2 separate regions of the Homo sapiens genome follow, and region 1 is linked to region 2. Evidence: read pairs that join two places in POLR2A ChIA-PET (ENCODE). Cell type or tissue: Caco-2. All regions are shown on one strand. Each heading gives the region's core, and the rest is flanking DNA. Links, peaks and the distances in the headings are about the cores only.

The links. Peaks named below come from ENCODE experiments on the same cell type or tissue, not always from the same donor. Only the 100,000 strongest peaks of a DNase experiment are listed, where the experiment ranks them.
Region 1: POLR2A ChIA-PET joins it to region 2 with 6 read pairs; 3 of 35 experiments call an interaction of 5 or more read pairs at or near these places.

Annotation. Positions count from the first base shown.
Region 1 is chr16:75,398,191-75,407,783 of GRCh38, reverse strand. The region is part of intron 4 of CFDP1 (craniofacial development protein 1); the gene reads left to right. Among named protein-coding and RNA genes, the nearest start is that of CFDP1, 31 kb to the left of the region's middle. In Caco-2, for the core only: CTCF peaks have their summits at 4,527 and 4,733 (motif pointing right); no DNase peak of the experiment used is centred there.
Region 2 is chr16:75,123,454-75,132,234 of GRCh38, reverse strand. It overlaps a transcript of ZFP1 not described here. Among named protein-coding and RNA genes, the nearest start is that of LDHD, 11 kb to the right of the region's middle. In Caco-2, for the core only: no CTCF peak of the experiment used is centred there; DNase peaks (open chromatin) are centred at 1,564, 2,614, 4,014 and 4,654.

The DNA of each region.
Region 1 (9,593 bases), core at 982-8,981, 270 kb before region 2:
TAGCCATTTTCAATGATTTATCCCGTCAAGTTATAATTACAGTTATTTTTTAGTGAAAGGAAAAAGGAATTCTGGAAGCCCAAATTTCCTATACATGAATTCTTTTTTTTCTTTTTTTTTTTTTTTTTTGAGACAGGGTCTTGCTCTGTCATTCACGCTAGCCTCAACCAACCTACGAGGCTCAGTTGATTTCCCCCGACCTCAGCCTCCTGAGTAACTGGAGCTACAGGCATATGCCACCTTGCCCATCTAACTTTTAAAATTTTTTTGTAGCAATGTCATCTCACTGTGTTGCCCAGGCTGCTCTTGAACCTCCTGGACTCAAGTGATCCTGCTGCCTTGGCCCACCAAAGTGCTGGGATTACAAGTATGAGCCACCACACCCAGCCATGTGTGAATATTTTTTTAATAGAAAATACAATTCAAAACATTCTATGAAATGTGTTAATTTGTAGAAACACTATTTTTCTAGGTTTCTAACTTGCATTTTTACCCTTATAATTTATTTGCTACTGAAAAACATGTTAAATTGCTTTCTTGCCTGGAAGTACTAGGATTATTTTTTGTTTTTGAGAGACAGGAGCTAACTCACTCTGTCACTCGGGTTGGAGTGTGGTTGTGCAATCATTGATTACTGTAACCTTGAACTCATGGGCTCAAGTGATCCTCCCACGTCAGCCTCCCACCACAGCCTCCCAAGTGAACATCACCACACCTAGCTAATTATTTTATTTCATTTATTTGTTTGCTTGTTTATTTGTTTATTTGAGATGGAGTCTCTGTCACCCAAGCTGGAGTACAGTGGCGTGATCTCAGCTCACTGCAACCTCCGCCTCCCAGGTTCAGGCGATTCTCCTGCCTCAGTCTCTCGAGTAGTTGGGATTACAGGCATCTGCCACCACGCCTGGCTAATTTTTGTATTTTTAGTAGAGATGGTCACCATGTTGACCAGGCTGATTTCAAACTCCTGACCTCAAGTGATGCTCCCGCCTCGGCCTCCCAAAGTGCTGGGATTACAGGCATGAGTTACCATGCCTGGCCTATTTGTTTATTTTTATTTATTTTATTTATTTTTATTTTTTGAGTTGGAGTCTCGCTCTATCAACCCAGCCTGGAGTGCAGTGGCGCAATCTCGGCTCATCACAACCTATGCCTCCGGGGTTCAGACCATTCTCCTGCCTCAGCCTCCCGAGTAGCTGGGATTACAGGTGCGTGCCACCACGCCCAGCTATTTTTTATATTTTGAGTAGAGATGGGGTTTCACCATGTTGGCTGGGCTGATATTGAACTTGTGACCTCATGACCCACCCACCTTGGCCTCCCAAAGTGCTGGGATTACAGGTATGAGCCACCGCACCCTGCCTATTTGTTTGTTTATTTTTAATATTTTATTTATTTAATTTTTTTGAGACAGGGTCTCACTCTGTTGCCCAGGCTGGAGTGTAGTGGCTCCCTCATGGCCCACTACAGCCATGATCTCCCAGGCTGAAGAAATCCTTTCACCTCAGCCTCCCTGATACCTGGGAATATAGGCATTGGTCACCCATGCCTAGCTAATTCGTTTTTATTTTTTTAGAGACGAGGTCTCCCTATGTTGCTTAGGCTGGTCTTGAACTCCTGGGCTCAAGTGATCCTCCTGCCTTAGCCTCCCAAAGTGTTGGGATTACAGGTATGAGCCACTGCACCTGGCCTATTTTATTTTTTTGTAGAGATGGGGTCTTGCTGTGTTGCCCAAGGTGGTCCTGACCTCTTGTCCTCAAGTGATCCTCCTGCTTTGGCCTCCCAAAGTGCTGGGATTACAGGTGTGAGCCACCATGTCTGACCATCTACATAAATTTTTTTTTTCTTTTTTCTTTTTTTTTTTGGAGACGGGGTTTTGCTCTGTCACCCAGGCTGGAGTGCAGTGGCGCAGTCTTGGCTCACTGCAGTCCCTGCCTCCTGGGCTCAGGCAGTCCTCTCACCTCAGCCTCCTTAGCAGCTAGGACTGCAGGTGCATACCACCACGCCTGGCTCATTTGTTTTTTTTTTTTTTTTGAGATGGAGTCTCACTCTGTCACCCAGGCTGGAGTGCAATGACACAATCTCAGCTCACTGCAACTTTACCTCCTTGGTTCAAGCAGTTCTCCTGCCTCAGCTTCCTGAGTAGCTGGACTACAGGCACGCACCACCATGCCTGGCTAAATTTTTTTTGTATTTTTAGTAGAGACGAGGTTTCACCTTGTTGGTCAGGCTGGTCTGGAACTCCTGACCTCATATGATCTGCCCGCCTCAGCCTCCCAAAGTGCTAGGATTACAGGCATGAGCCACCACACCAGGCCTCTTGTGTTTTTTGTATAGATGGGTTTATCCAGCCTGGTGTCAAACTCCTGGGCTCAAGCATCTGCCTGCTTGGCCTCCCAAAGTGTTGGGATTACAGACATGAGTCATCATGCCTGGCACCTGTATAAATTTTAAAAATTACAATTGAGTAACAATTAAAATGATTGTAAAAATAAGTTATAAAAATAAATGCTTACATTTTATTACATTTTTGGGCTTTAGTTGACAAGATAATTCTGAAGTATCACACACATTGTAATGTCCTACTGCGTGTGACTGATAATTCATATCACATGTGACTCACCTTGCAAATCTGGCCTAACTGAATTTATACTCTGTTTAATGGAAGGGCCCACTGCTCATGTCTTGAGTATTGTGACATTGTCAAATTGCTGAACAAGTTTCTAAATACTCACAATTTCTGTGCCCATCTCATCTTGGACCAATAACAGGTAGTTTTGCAGTCAAAACTTGAATAGCACTATATACAAATGATTCCATTCAGTTTTTCCCCAGTTATCCCAATAATGTACTTTATAGCTGTATTTCTTGTTCAATCTAAAATCCAGTCTAGAAGTCCAGCGCGCTATCCGTTGTGCTATGGAGCCACCTCTAAGATCCAATCTAAGATGAAAACCATAATTGGTCTTTTGTTGTTGCTGTTGATTTTGCATTTGGTCTTTTTAAACTCCTTGTACTTAGAACTGTTTTTCATGCCTTTTCTGTATTTCACAGCATTGGTTTTAAGCTTTTTTTTTTTTAAGAGTCCAGGCCATTTGTATTGCATAATGTCCCTCAATTTGGATTGCTGCATTGTTTATGATGAGCTTCACATTAATTATGTTAGACAAAAATACTACATTGATGGTGCTTCTCATCCATCAAGAGACTCAGCATTGATGGGGATAAGTTAGGCCACCAGTATCTTAAGACAGTACCTTTGCGGCCGGGCGCGGTGGCTCATGCCTGTATTCCCAGCACTTTGGGAGGCCGAGGCAGGCGGATCATGGGGTCAGGAGATCGAGACCATCCTGGCTAACACGGTGAAACCCGTTCTCTACTAAAAATACAAAAAATTAGCTGGGTGCAGTGGCGGGTGCCTGTAGGAGGCTGAGGCAGGACAATGGCGTGAACCCGGGAGGCGGAGCTTGCAGTGAGCCGAGATCGTGCCACTGCACTCCAGCCTGGGCAACAGAGCAAGACTCCGTCTCAAAAAAAAAAAAAGAAAAATGACAGTACCTTCCAGAATTCTTCATTGTAAGGCAACCTTTTCCTTGGTAATTAGTTGTTTTCGGGTTCCATAAATAATAATAATAATTACTATTATTATTTTGAGACACGGTCTTACTCTGTTGCCCAGGCTGGAGTGCAGTGGTGCGATCTCAGCTCACTGCAACCTCCGCCTCCTGGGTTCAAGCGATTCTCCTGCCTTAGCCTCCCGAGTAGCTGGGATTACAGGCACCTGCCACTGCACCCGGCCAAGTTTTTTATTTTTAGTAAAGACAGGGTTTCATCATGTTGGCCAGGCTGGTCTCCAACTCCTGACCTCAAATGATACGCCCACTTCGGCCTCCCAAAGTGCTGGGATTACAGGTGTGAGCCACCATGCCTGGCCCCATAAATAATTATTGATGATATGAATTAGTAATATATTTTACTGCCTGAAATTATTCTGGAAGCTGTTGAGTTGTACATCCAGTAGGGGACCAGCAGAACGCTGACAGTATAAACTTTTAATAGTTTGAAAGTCCTATAAAAATAATATAGAAAGTATGTTAATGTACCGTTAGGAATATAGGTTTAAAAGTTTTTTGAAGTCTTTTTTGGCTTGAATTATTTTCTATGTGTTATGCAGACTAAGAAAGATTTATTTATAACTTCACTAGTGGCCCTCACATAGAGTGTACAAAAAGCTGGTAAATAACTGTTGCTGTAAGAAGTCATTAGGCCAGGCGCAGTGGCACATGCCTGTAATCCCGGCACTTTGGGAGGCTGAGGCAGGAGGACTGCTTGAGTACTGGAGTTGAAGACCAGCCTGGGCAACATGGAGAAACTCCATTTCTACAAAAAATATAAAAATTAGCCAGTCATTGTGGTGTGTGTCTGTAGTCCCAGCTACTCAGGAGGCTGAAGTAGGAGTGTCCCTTGAGACCAGGAGGCAGAGGTTGCTGTGTGCTGAGATCGTGCCACTGAACTCCAGCCTGGGTGACAGAGTGAGACCCTGTCTCAAAAAAAGTCATAAATTTTCGGTCAAATTAAGTGTTGTGGACTTGTTAGTAAATACTATTATAGTTGTGTGCTGCAAATTTCCTATTTCATTTTTGAAAACAAGTGGATGGTAATTTTAAATGTCCTTGATGGGTATTCAGGGCGTCTGCTGTTTTCTCAATTTGTCAGAAGAGGGCAGCACCATGTCTATAAAAAACAAAACAAAGAAATGAGTATGGAAGCCCTTTTTTCATATGAATTACATACTGTCACATACATTTTATATTTCAAAATGATACATGCTTATTACTTTAAAAATCATGTTACAGAGATATATAATATATATAACATGAAAAGTGAAAGTTCTGTAACTCCCTTCCCCTAAAGAAAACAAAAACCCTGTTAATAGTGGGCATGTTGACAGGATTTTTTTAAACTTAATTTATTTATACTTAAATTTAGGCATTATAAGGAATTCTCATAAGGGGACTTACGAGATCTGAATTTTCATTGATAACAGATACAAATTTGTTGTATGGATTTGAGCATATCTTTTAATTTCTTCATGTCATTATTCTCCTTTTTCTCTCTGTATCAAGTTAAGAGCATTACTACATCTTCAAGAAATGTGAGAAGAGCTGGTGATGACAGGAAGGAATTTGTAGGTCTAAGTGTAAGGTAGTGTTAGCACAAAGTTAGTCTTCAGTTTTCTAACTGTATTTTAATGTTAAATTTTGGGCTTTGATCATTTCATTTTGTTTTTGTCCCTACTTGAAAAATGTTTAGCTTATTAACCTAGGGGAATGGGGGAATATAGTATTTTGTATTCTGCCCTATCACATAACCAGCTGAGCCAGTTAGCTCAGACTTTCCTAAATGATTCACCTTTTGGAAAAAGCCAGTCATGGAAAGTTTCTGCCCAATTAAAGACTTTCAGGAAGTTCTGAGCAAGTGAAAATAAAGTTAAAATGGAATTTCTGTTGAGAACACTTGAATTAACTATTACTAATAATAGGCCTTTTCCTGTCAGAGTTCCCTCTTGTGCGTTAGAGGTGGTCTATAATTTAACTGTTCTCCTGCTTGAAGATATTTTGATACTTGAATCCCTTATTGCTTGTTAAAAGTGGAGTTGTTCTAGGCATACTGTCAATGAAGAGTAATCTGTAATATTACTTGGTGTCAATTACTAAAGTTCCTGAGATAAATATACCAGTGTTTCCTAGTGAATATAGATAGGACTTTGGCACTAAGAAATTTTGAGAGATACTCCCACAGTTTATACTTTTTCCATGCTGCTTTTATGCCACTTACTATATATCATGTATTACAATGACTTGCTTTCATGGTTGGCTGTTCTGCTGAACTGTGAGCTCCTTAAGAGCAAAGGCCATGCCATATTTTTTTTTATATGTTCAACATCTAACAGTGCTTGGATCTAGGTTGCTTTTCAGCAAATGTTGACCTAATTGTCTCAGGTGACTCTTTCCAGGCTTGTCATTTCCATGAAGGTAGTAAAAAACAAAACCAAACATGCATTACCTAGAGGCTACTTTTCCTTAAGCTATCACTTAGGCCATTTGATTTCATCTTCTCTATCACCAGCATTCTGAAACTTCACAGTGATTTGCCTTGATGTGAATCTTTTTTTTATTTTTCTGAGACGGAGTCGCACCTTGTCGCCCAGACTGGAGTGTAGTGGCGCTATCTCAGCTCACTGAAACCTCTGCCTCCTGGGTTCAAACGAATCTCCTGGCTCAGTCTCCCAAGCAGCTGGGATTACAGGCACCTGCTACCACGCCCAGCTAATTTTTTTTTTTTTTTTTTTTTTGAGACGGAGTCTTAACTTTGTTGCCCAGGGTGGAGTGCAGTGGTGCAATCTTGGCTCACTGCAAGCTCCATCTCCCTGGTTCACGCCATTCTCCTGCCTCAGCCTCCCGAGTAGCAGGGACTACAGGCGCTCGCCACCAAGCCTGGCTAATATTTTGTATTTTTAGTAGAGACGGGGTTTCACTGTATTAGCCAGCATGGTCTTGATTTCCTGACCTCATGATCCACCCACCTCGGCCTCCCAAAGTGCTGGGATTACATGCGTGAGCCACTGCGCCCAGCCAATTTTTGTATTTCTTAATAGAGACAGGGTTTCACCATGTTGCCAGGCTGGTCTGGAACTCCTGACCTCACTATCTGCCCACCTCGGCCTCCCAAAGTGCTGGGATTACAGGTGTGAGCCACTGTGTCAAGCTGGATGCTTTTAAATTAGCTGCATCCAGTGTTCTGTGGCTCTTTTTTATGGAAGCCTATCCTTCACTTCTAGGACATTTTCTGTTATTGTTGACAACTTCCCCCTATTTTCTGTTTTTATGAGATTCATATTAGTAGAATTGATATGACAGGCCAGGGCAGTCTAGGCTGAGGTAACAAACTCAGCAACTCAGTAGCATAATACAGTACATTATTTCTTACTGGTATAAAGTCCAATATGAGTTTCGTAGCACTCCATCTTGTAACTCAGTTGTACAGAACACCTAGGCTTCAGGGTTGCTCTGGCAAAGGAAGAATGAATACATAGATTTTCATATAATTCCTCTTTTCTCAGAATGGACTTCAGCCATGCCTTTTGAGTCTGGAACTTCCGTGGTTTTCATTTCTCCAGAGTAATGGGTTCTGCTGGATTGGGGATGGGGTAGAGCAGTAGCCTGTGGTATGAGGTGCTGCTGAAGGGGATCTGGGGCCTAGCTGCTCCTGATGGATAATTCCAACTGGTTTTAGCCCTATTCCTTTCCTCTACCTCGAAAGGTTCCTGGTGTCTCAATTTAATGAGCCTTTCTAGGGTACTTTAGTACACATTGGCTTGCCTGTTTTTGGCCATTCCACATGGCTGTAGGCTTAGGAGATCAGAGAAAACAAAAACCAAAGCCAGTTATTACTTGTCTACTTGCTTTCTACCTTCTTTTTTGTTTTGTTTTGTTTTTTGTTTTGAGACAGGGTCTCACTCTGTTGCCTAGGCTGTATAGTTCCACGATAATAGCTCACTGTAACCTTGAACTCCTGGCTTCAAGCGATCCTTCTGCTTCAGCCTCCCAAGCATCTAGGACTACAGGTGCACGCCATGATGCCTGGCTGATTTTTTTTTTCCTTTTTTTTTTTTTTTTTTTGAGATGGAGTTTTGCTCTTGTTGCCCAGGCTGGAGTGCAATGGCACGATCTCGGCTCACCGCAACCTCCACCTCCTGGGTTCAAGCGATTCTGCTGCCTCAGCCTCCCAAGCAGCTGGGATTACAGGCATGTGCCACCACCACTGGCTAATTTTGTATTTTTGATAGAGATGGGGTTTCTCCATGTTGATCAGGCTGGTCTCGAACTCCCAACCTCAGGTGATCCGCCTGCCTTGGCCTCCCAAAATGCTGGGGTTACAGGCGTGAGCCACCACGCCCAGCCGATTTTAAAAAATTTTTTGTAGAGTTAGGGTCTTGCCATGTTGCCCAGGGCTCAAGTAATCCTCCCGCCCTTGGCCTCCCAAAGTGCTGGAATTACAGGCCCGAGCTACTGCACCTGGCTGCTTTCTACTGTCAGAAAATTTGGGCTGGGCGCAGTGGCTCATGCCTGTAATCCCAGCACTGGGAGGCCAAGGCAGGAGGACCACTTGAGCCCAGGAGTTTGAATCCAGCCCAGGCAACATGGTGAGACTCTGTCTTTAAAACAAAAAAAAAGAAGAAGAAAATTCTGTTGGCATCCCTTTTCTGTTATACTTCTTCTCATTATCCTTGTGTAGTTTCATCTTTTTAAATTTATTTGCCACTATTTAGTAGGGTTTTGGCAGGACTGGAATAAAGCATGTGTTCAGATTACTATATGTAAGTGGCAGTTTCTACTTGTTCTTCATTAGCTGGTCTGCCCCAGATTCTACCCAGAGCAAGGAAATTTAAAGGTACCCTTTCTAGTTTAGTACTCCAGAACCCTGCATTAAGCCTGAGATTTGGATGTGGGTTTATTTTGGTTATTTTTACAACAGTGTAAGAAAGCACCTCAAAATTTAGTGGCTTTAAAAAATAATTGTTTTATTATAATTTCTCTTGGTTCCAGGGGTGGCTGGGCTCAGCTAGGCAGTTCTTACTCAGGGTCTCTTGTACAGTTGTAATCAGACAGTGGCTAAGTGTGGAACCACTTCACAGGTTTTCTTTTTTTTTTTTTTTTTTTTTTTGAGACGGAGTCTCGCTCTGTCTCCCAGGCTGAAGTGCAGTGGCATGATTTCGGCTCACTGCAAGCTCCACCTCCCGGGTTCCCACTATTCTCCTGCCTCAGCCTCCCGAGTAGCTGGGACTACAGGCGCCCGCCACCATGCCTGGCTAATTTTTTTTGTATTTTTTAGTAGAGACGGGGTTTCACCGTGTTAGCCAGGGTGGTCTCAATCTCCTGACCTCGTGATCTGCCCGCCTCAGCCTCCCAAAGTGCTGGGATTACAGGCATGACCACCACGCCCAGCCTTCACAGGTTTTCTTACTCCCACGTCTGATGCCAGAGCTGGGAAGGCTCAAACACCCAGGGGTTGGTACAGGCTTCTCAGACGTCTGTTTCTGTGTGATCTTCCCATATGATCTCTCCAACATAGTGGCTGCAGAGTAGCCAGACTTCTTTTGTGGTAACTTGGAGTTTCAAAGGTGCATTCTTGAGAGAGACAGACACAGGGACAGACAGACAGACAGAGCATGCCAGGTGGAAGCATGCCAGGTGGAAGCTGTATTATCTTTTATTTGCTAGCCTGTGGAAGTCATGTTGTGCCACTTCCACAGAACTCTTTGAGTTGAGACAGCCATGAAGGCCCATTCACTTTCAAGGGGTGATGACACAGACTCCCCCTCTAACTGGGGTAGTATCAGGGTTCTGGAAGAGCATGTGGGGATGGGAAATTTGTGGCAACCATCTTTGGAATATCCTGTCTGCTATAGGGTTCTCTATAGCATTGCTGCTTAATCTCAGGATAGCCTTGAATAAGTAACGCAACCTTATATTTCAGTTTTCTTACTCACAAAATGTAAATGTGTCAGTCAGCTCTTGCTACAGTAGTGC
Region 2 (8,781 bases), core at 1-8,000:
TATATCTTTGGTAGAGATGGGGTTTCGCTATGTTGCCCAGGCTGGTCTCAAACTTCTGACCTCAAGTGATCTCCCCGCCTTGGCTTCCCAAAGCGCTGGGATGACAAGTGTGAGCCACCATGCCTGGCTTACCCAGTTTCTTTAACAAATACATGCCATGAAAAAAGGAAGGGGGAAACTTGCAGATAAAAAGATTTATGAGACGCATCAACCAAACTTGATTTGAACTAACCAACTGTAAAACAGACATTTTCTTTTTTTTTTTTGAGATGGAATCTCTGTCACTCTGTCGTCCCGGCTGGAGTACAGTGGTGTGATCTTGGCTCACTGTAACCTCCACCTCCTGGGTTCAAGCGATCCTCCCACCTCAGCCTCCCAAGTAGCTGAGATTACAGGTGTCTGCCCCTGCACACGGCTAGTTTTTTGTATTTTTAGTAGAGACAGGGTTGTATCATGTTGGCCAGGCTGGTCTCGAACTCCTGACCTCAGGTGACCCACCCACTTCGGCCTCCCAAAGTGCTGGGATTACAGGCGTGAGCCGCTGTGCCTGGACAAGATAGACATTTTTTGAGACAATCCAGGTAAGCAACGAACCGAGGTGGACATATAAACTCATTCAAATATGGCAGGGGTGAAGGACCCAGCTAGGATGAGAGGGGAGTGTGTACCCAGCTAGGATGAGAGGGGAGTGTGCACTCCCGATTTGATGGGAAGAAAAACGAGGGTAGGTAGATCGTTGTTTTGGTGATGTTAGCAACGTGATGCTTCTCATTTGCTGTGGGAGGAAAACGAGCTAGGAATTAGCTTCAAGAACAGCAGCCGCATCACTCCAGGATGGTCCTGAGCTCTGCCCCGGGGAGGGTGAATATGAAAGAGTTGTGAAGTCTTTTCTTTCACCTACCTGGAAAACTGCTGCTCATCCTCAAATTTCCTCTTCCGGGAAGCCTCCCTGGCTTGCCCCACTGCCCAACCCCATCCCATCCTGAAAGCCCTCCCTGAGCTTCCCTCCTCATGCTCCTGAGGGTGGCCCACTCTAAGTGGGACACTGATACCTAGACTTGCAGGGTGAGGAAGAACTGGCCAGGTGGAAAGCCTGGAGAATATGCCAGACCGAGGGCACAGCGTGTGTCAAGAGCAAGCCTGGCTAGAGCTTGAGGCCCACAGGGACAGAAAGGAAAGCTGGATCTTAGGAGGTCAATGAGGAGGTTGGGAGGAAGCGGGATATAGGAAAGATGATAAATGGATATCAGGCCCTAAAAGGTGCCAGATCTGTGGGGAGGTCAGCAGGGCACAGCAGGATTTTTAAGGCCACTGCAAGGGCTTTGCATTTGTTTGAGGGGCCACAGGAAGCCACTGAAGCGTTTTAGGCCGTGGAATGGTCTTTATCCCTCAGTTTTGTCAACCAAAAAAAAAAAAAGAATCAAACTGTAAAATACTTGAAGGGATTTACTCATGTGAGTATTACGGTAGGTAGCTAGGCAGGCATGAACAGGGCAAGAGAAGGCTCCCCCTCCACCCAACAGGAAAGTCAGGCCACCCTCAGGTGATGGTCAGGCAGTTACACTGTTTCTCTAAAATAACAGTTGGTGGCAGCCTGCTCCAGGGAAAGGCAGTTTCCCAATAGATACAAAAACCTGAAACGGATGATCAGCTTCCCAATAAGATCTCAGGAGTTGGGTGACTGAGCTTGAGCATGCGTACTAAGAAGCAAAATGATGGAGTTTAAGAGATATATGACCTTCTAGGAACATTCAGCTGGTAAGGGAAGAAAGCCTCAAGTCAGCATGCGTACAAGGCCAGTCAACAAATTGCACGTTTCCCTCCCAAGCGCTAGCAGGCCACTGACCATGTGGACAACCCACCTCAAAAAAAGAATCAGGGGAGAAGGGCTGCAAGACCCCCAGAAGCGTGCCACCATATAAAACTCCAAGTCAGGCTGGACATGGTGGCTCATGTCTGTAATCCCAGCATTTTGGGAGGCTGAGGCAGGCGGATCACTGGAAGTCAGGAGTTTGAGACCAGTCGGGCCAACATGGTGAAACCCCATCTCTACTAAAAATACAAAACTTAGCCAGGTGTGGTAGTGCATACCTGTAATCCCAGCTAGCTACTGGAGAGGCTGAGGCAGGAGAATTACTTGAACCCAGGAGGTGGAGGTTGCAGTGAGCCGAGCTTGCGCCACTGCACTCCAGCTTGGGCGACAGAGTGGACTCTGTCTGAAAAAAAACAAAAAACAAAAAAACCACAAGTCAAAAGGTCAAACCACACACTTGTCTTTCAAGTTGCCCTCTTGGCCCTCTTCCAAGTGTACTTTCCTTCCTTTTGTTCCCACTCTAAAGCTTTTTAAATAAAATTTCACTCCTGCTCTAAAACTTGCCTTGGTCTCTCCTTCTGCCTTATGCCTCTGTGAACCCCAAAAATCTGAGGCAGATCTCAGTTAATTTAGAAAGTTTATTTTGCCAAGGTTGAGGACACATGCCCATGACACAGCCTCAGGAGGTCTTGGTGACATGTGCCCAAGGTGATCACAGCACAGTTTGTTTTTTTACATTTTAGGGAAACATGAGACATCAATCAACATATGTCAGATGAACATTGGTTCTGTCTGGAGAGGCGGGACAACTAGAAGTGGGGAAGGTTTTCCAGGTCATAGGTAGATAAGAGACCAATGGTTGCATTCTTTTGAGGTTCTTATTAGCCTCTCCAAGACAGGCAAAAGGATACGCATTTATCTCAGTGAGCAGAGGGGTGACTTTGAATAGAATGGGAGGCAGGTTTGCCCTAAGCAGTTCCCAGCTTGACTTTTCCCTTTAGCTTAGTGATTTTGAAGACTCAAGATATTTTCCTTCACATTCCCCCTTTTTCTTTTTAAAAATCTTTTAGAGAAAGCATTTTAGAAGAAAATCAGTCTCTGATCTCAGGTTTCATCTGATCTCTCATGGCTAGGATGGTTTATTCCTAGACAGGTAAGTCCCTAGTTGCTAGGAAAGCTCATTTTTAGAAGGTTGTGAAGTCTCACGTCCTCTGAAGAGAAAATAGGGGGAGGAAAGGAGAACAACAACAAACAAAAGAACAATCCTGAAAAATTGATATAGGCCACATTACTCCGAAGTCCATACATCAGTAGACAGATACGAAAGTGGCTGGCCCGGCGCGGTGGCTCACATCTGTAATCCCAGCACTTTGGGAGGCTGAGGCAGGCGGATCACCTGAGGTCGGGAGTTTGAGACCAGCCTGACCAACATGGAGAAACCCCGTCTCTACTAAAAATACAAAATTAGCCAGGCGTGGTGGTGCACTCCTGTAATCCCAGCTACTTGGGAGGCTGAGGCAGGAGAATAGCTTGAACCCCGGAGGCGGAGGTTGCAATGAGCCAAGATTGTGCCATTGCACTCCAGCCTGGGCAACACAAAGAGCAAAACTCTGTCTCAAAAATAAACAAACAACAAAAAAAGTGGCTTATGTATATAAATATAAATAGGTTGCTGTTATTTTCTTCTGAAGTTTAAGTTGTCCAGCTTCAGTTCACAGGGCTTTATGAAAACACAGCTTAGTTTTCAGTGACTCCAGATTAGGCAAAATGGGGAAAAAAAGAAGGAAAAATTTGAAAACATTATTTTGAAGACACGTTGCCAAGAAAAATTAGAATTTGGTTCAAACTGTAGATAATAATAAGAATTGAAAAATATTAGACAAGACTAGAATCTAACAATGAGTGTTACTATAGTTTTGGAAACATAATTTTCCTCTCTCTAGTTTCCTATTTTTACTAAAGACAAATCATGGTAGGACTGGTTTGCTTTATTGTACTTGGCCTAATTATTTGTATACACTACAGCAAAAATAATTAATGTTTACACAGGCTTTTAAACTGGTTTTGATGGAACGTTGTCCCAGAGAAGGAATCTCAGATAAGACTTTTTTTAAAGCCGAGCCCAGCCATGAATTTGTACCATCAAATACTGATGAGTTGGGTAAATTCTTCTCCTCTTGAGGTTCCAAGATAAACGTGGGGCTCCTGGGCCCCACAGTGACATTCTTTACTTACCACAGGTCAGGAACCCTTTACAGGGACTGTGTAGACAAAGGTATGAGGCCAGTTTTTCAAGGGGCTTTTATTGGCTCCATAAGTGAAGTTTGATTCCTTAAAGGAAAGCACACCGTTCTGGTCAAAGTCTTGGTAAAAATAACTAGTTTCTCCAATGGTGTCCTGTTACAAATGAAAACAGATTCTTTTTGCACTTATGCAAATAACTGTATTGTCATAAGTTAGGAATACTCACAAATAGTTTCCAAAATCTGTAGAAATCAGGTAGAGAGAAACAAATATGCTCTGAATTTTGTTCTTGAGTATACTTAACTCAATTGTTAAAAGTTGTAAATAGCTTAAAAGTTTTCTTGACTCTGAAAAGCAAAACAAAGATCAGCAATGTTTTAAGCAAAAAGTTAAAAAGATTACTTCAGACTTCTATTAGTTTAGTCCATGCAGTTAATTCCTGTTCTGCTTGATATTCATGAACATTTCAGCCCTCCCTGAATCCTGAAAGTTTTTCCTTTATGCTGATGTCACAATCTCCAAAGTTATCAGAAACCTGCATTCAAGAGCACCTGTTAGGCCAGACACAGTGACTCATGCCTATAATTTCAGCACTTTGGGAGGCTGAGGCCAGCGGATCTCTTGAGGCCAGGAGTTCAAGACCAGCCTGGCCAACATGGCGAAACCCCATCTCTACTAAACATACAAAAATTAGCCAGGCGTGGTGGTACATGCCTGCAGTCCCAGCTACTTGGGAGACTGATCTCCTCATGCTTCCCTCTTCATGCTCATGCTTTTTTTCTGAGACAGAGTCTTGCTCTGTCGCCCAGGCCGGAGTTAAGAATCACTTGAGCCCAGGAGGCAGAGGTTGCAGTGAGCTGAGATCATGCCACTGCACTCCAGCCTGAGCAACAGAGGGAGACTCTTTCCCTGCCCAAAAAAAGAGCACCTGTTAGAGTTTTAGAGTTTTACAGCTGATTATAAAACTACCTTTTATAAAATCAGTTTTATAGCTGATTGTAAAACCAAAGAGGACCAAAACAAGACGATTATCCGTGAATGACAAAAAGTTTTAGAGCAGCCATAGTCAAAGATACAATTGGCAAGGAAATTTGTTACTTCTGCAGCACACAATAATTTAACATAACAATTATGGTTATTACTGATAATGTACATTAAGTCAGATCAGAATTATAGGAGTTTCTCATAATTTTGGGACACATACCAATAACATATTTATAGGAATACAGCCCAAAGAAAACCAAACACCATTTTATATTTGACAATGCTTCCTGTATAATTTTTAGACCAAATAAGCCAAATATGTCATTTTTGGATTTTAGAGAACCTATTAATAACATTTTAAAAGACTAGTTAGGTCAGAAAAAAACATAATTTATAATTTTATCTTGGAAAGTTTGTCAAATATCAAAGGTATAAAACACTTGATATTACAAAATAGGATTACAAGTCATTGCAAAATAATTCATTTAACTGGCTGGGCGTGCTGGCTCATGCCTGTAACCCCAGCATTTAAGGAGGCCAAGGTGGGTGGATCACCTGAGGTCAGGATTTTGAGACCAGCAGGCCAACATGGTGAAACCCCATCTCTACTAAAAATACAAAAATTAGCCTGGTGTAGTGGCGCATGCCTGTAATCCTAGCCACCCAGGAGGCTGAGGCAGGAGAATCACTTGAACCTGGGAGGCAGAGGTTGTAGTAAGCCAAGATTGCACAATTGCACTCCAGCCTGGGTGACAGAACAAGACTCTGTCGAGGCGGGTGGACTTTGCAAGGCTGAGGTGGGCAGATCATGAGGTCAAGAGATTGAGGTCATCCTGGCCAACATGGTGAAAACCTGTCTCTACTAAAAATAAAAAAATTACCTGGGCATGGTGATGCACGCCTGTAGTCCCAGCTACTTGGGAGGCTGAGGCAGGAGAATCGCTTGAACCTGGGAGGCGGGGGTTGCAGTGAACCGAGATCGTGCCACTGCACTCCAGCCTGGCGACACAGCAAGACTCTGTCTCACAAAAGTAAATAAATAAATTAGTTAATTAATTAAAAGAAGAATTCATTTAACCAAAGTGATAACTCAAGGATTTAAAAAATACAGTGAAAACCTTCATTCTTTTTTTTTTTTTTTTTTGAGATGGAGTTTTGCTCTGTTGCCCAGGCTGGAGTTCAGGGGGTTGATCTCAGCTCACTGCTCACTGCAACCTCTGCCTCCCAGATTCAAGCGATTCTCCTTGCCTCAGCCTCCTGAGTAACTGGGATTACAGGCACCTGCCATCATGCCTGGCTAATTTTTGTATTTTGGTAGAGATGGGGTTTCACCATGTTAGCCAGGCTGGTCCTGAACTCCTAACTTCAGGTGATCTGCCCTCCTCGGCCTGCCAAAGTGCTGGGCTTACAGTCATGAGCCACCGCACCCGGCCTGAAAACCTTCATTCTTTAAGAGAAGAGATTTAAATGATAAGCCCTAGTAAAAACAACATGAAGCCAATTAAATTTGTTTTCCAAAATTTTATAAACAATTTATAAAATTTTCATCTTGATCATAAAATACAACTTCCAGCTGGGCACGGTGGCTCAGGCCTGTAATCCCAGCACTTTGGAAGGCCCAGGTGGGTGATCACTTGAGGTCAGGTGTTCAAGACCAGTCTGACAAACATGGTGAAACCCTGTCTCTACTAAAAAAATACAAAATTAGCCAGGTGTGGTGGTGCATGCCTGTAATCCTAGTTACCTGGGTGGGTGAGGCAGGAGAAATCTCTTGAACCTAGGAGGTGGAGTCTGCAGTGAGCTGAGATTGTGCCATTGCACACCAGCCTGGGCGACAAGAGCCAAACTCCGTCACAAAACAACAAACAAACAAACAAAAGTACATACAGGCAGATAGAAGGATGTGATAATTTTAATTAAAAAAAAATTTTTTTCGAGATAGAGTCTTGCTCTGTTGTCCCAGCTGGAGTGCAGTGGCATGACCTCAGCTCACTGTAACCACTGCTTCCTAGGTGCAAGCAATTCTCCTGCCTCAGCCTCCCAAATAGCTGGGATTACAGGTGCGTGCCACCATGCCTGGCTAATTTTTGTATTTTTAGTACAGATGGGGTTTCACCATGTTGGCCAGGCTGGTCTCAAACTCCTGACCTTTGATCCACCCACCTCGGCCTCCCAAAGTGTTGGGATTCCAGACCTTAGCCAGTGAGCCCAGCCCATTCCTCTTTCTTAAACTACCAGCCATTTTACTTTAGTACTAAATTTATCATACAAAATTCTTTCTCATATGAAATTATTTCTCTTTAAGCTTTCTTACCAAAAAAAAAAAAAAACCTCTTTATTTTTATAACTTTTTTTTACATCTCTTTTATTCCCTGGTTCCTTTTACCTTGCTTTTTTTTTTTTTTTTGAGATGGAGTCTTGCTCTGTTGCCCAGGCTGGAGTGCAGTGGCACCATCTCAGCTCGCCGCAAGCTCCGCCTCCCAGGTTCATGCCATTCTCCTGCCTCAGCCTCCCAAGTAGATGGGACTACAGGCGCCTGCCGCCACGTCCAGCTAATTTTGTTTTTGTATTTTTAGTAGAGATGGGGTTTCACCGTGTTAGCCAGGATGGTCTCGATCTCCTGACCTCATGATCCACCCGCCTCAGCCTCCCAAAGTGCTGGGATTACAGGCGTGAGCCACCATGCCCGGCCCCTTTTACCTTGTTTTATACATGACCTTTAAATTAGCTTTGAAGCCGGGCGTGGTGGCTCACGCCTGTAATCCCAGCACTTTAAGAGGCTGAGGAGGGCAGATCACCTGAGGTCAGGAGTCCAAGACCAGCCTGGCTAACATGGCAAAACCCTGTCTCTACTAAAAAATATCAGAATTAGCCAGGAGTGGTGGTGGGTGCCTGTAATCCCAGCTACTTGGGAGGCTGAGGCAGGAGAATCGCTTGAACCTGGAAGGCAGAGGTTGCAGTGAGCTTTGTACCACTGCACTCCAGCCTGGGCAACAGAGCAAGACTCTTGTCTCAAAAAAAAAAAACTTTCAATTAGACAAAAATTGTTCACCTTTTTCAAAAGGACACACTTATTTTTTATTTGTATTTTACTTTTTTTGAGATGGAGTCTCACTTTGTCACCCAGGCTGGAGTGCAGAGGCGCAATCTTGGCTTACTGCAACCTCTGCTTCCTGGGTTCAAGTGATTCTCCTCCCTCTGCCTCCCGAGTAGTTGGGACTACAGGTGCGTGCTATCAGGCCCAGCTAATTTTTTTTTGTATTTTTAGTAGAGACAGGGTTTCACCGTGTCGGCCAGAATGGTCTTGATTTCCTGACCTTGTGATGCATCCTCCTTGGCCTCCTAAAGTGCTGGGATTACAGGTGTGAGCCACCACACCTGGCTGGGACACAACTTTTTTTAAGAAAGAATGTTTTTGGCCTGTGTGGTGGCTCACACCTGTAATCCCAGCACTTTGGGAGGCTGAGGTGGACAGATTGCCTGAGCTCAGGAGTTCGAGACCAGCCTGGGCAACATAGTGAAACTCTGTCTCTACTAAAATACAAAAAATTAGCCAGACATGGTGGCATGCATCTGTAGTCCCAGCTACTTGGGAGGCTGAGGCAGGAGAATTGCTTGAACCCTGCACCACTGCACTCCAGCCTGGGTGACAGAGGAAGACTCTTTCTCCAAAAAAAAAGAATGTTTTCCTACATATATATATATATATATATATATATATATATATATATATATATACA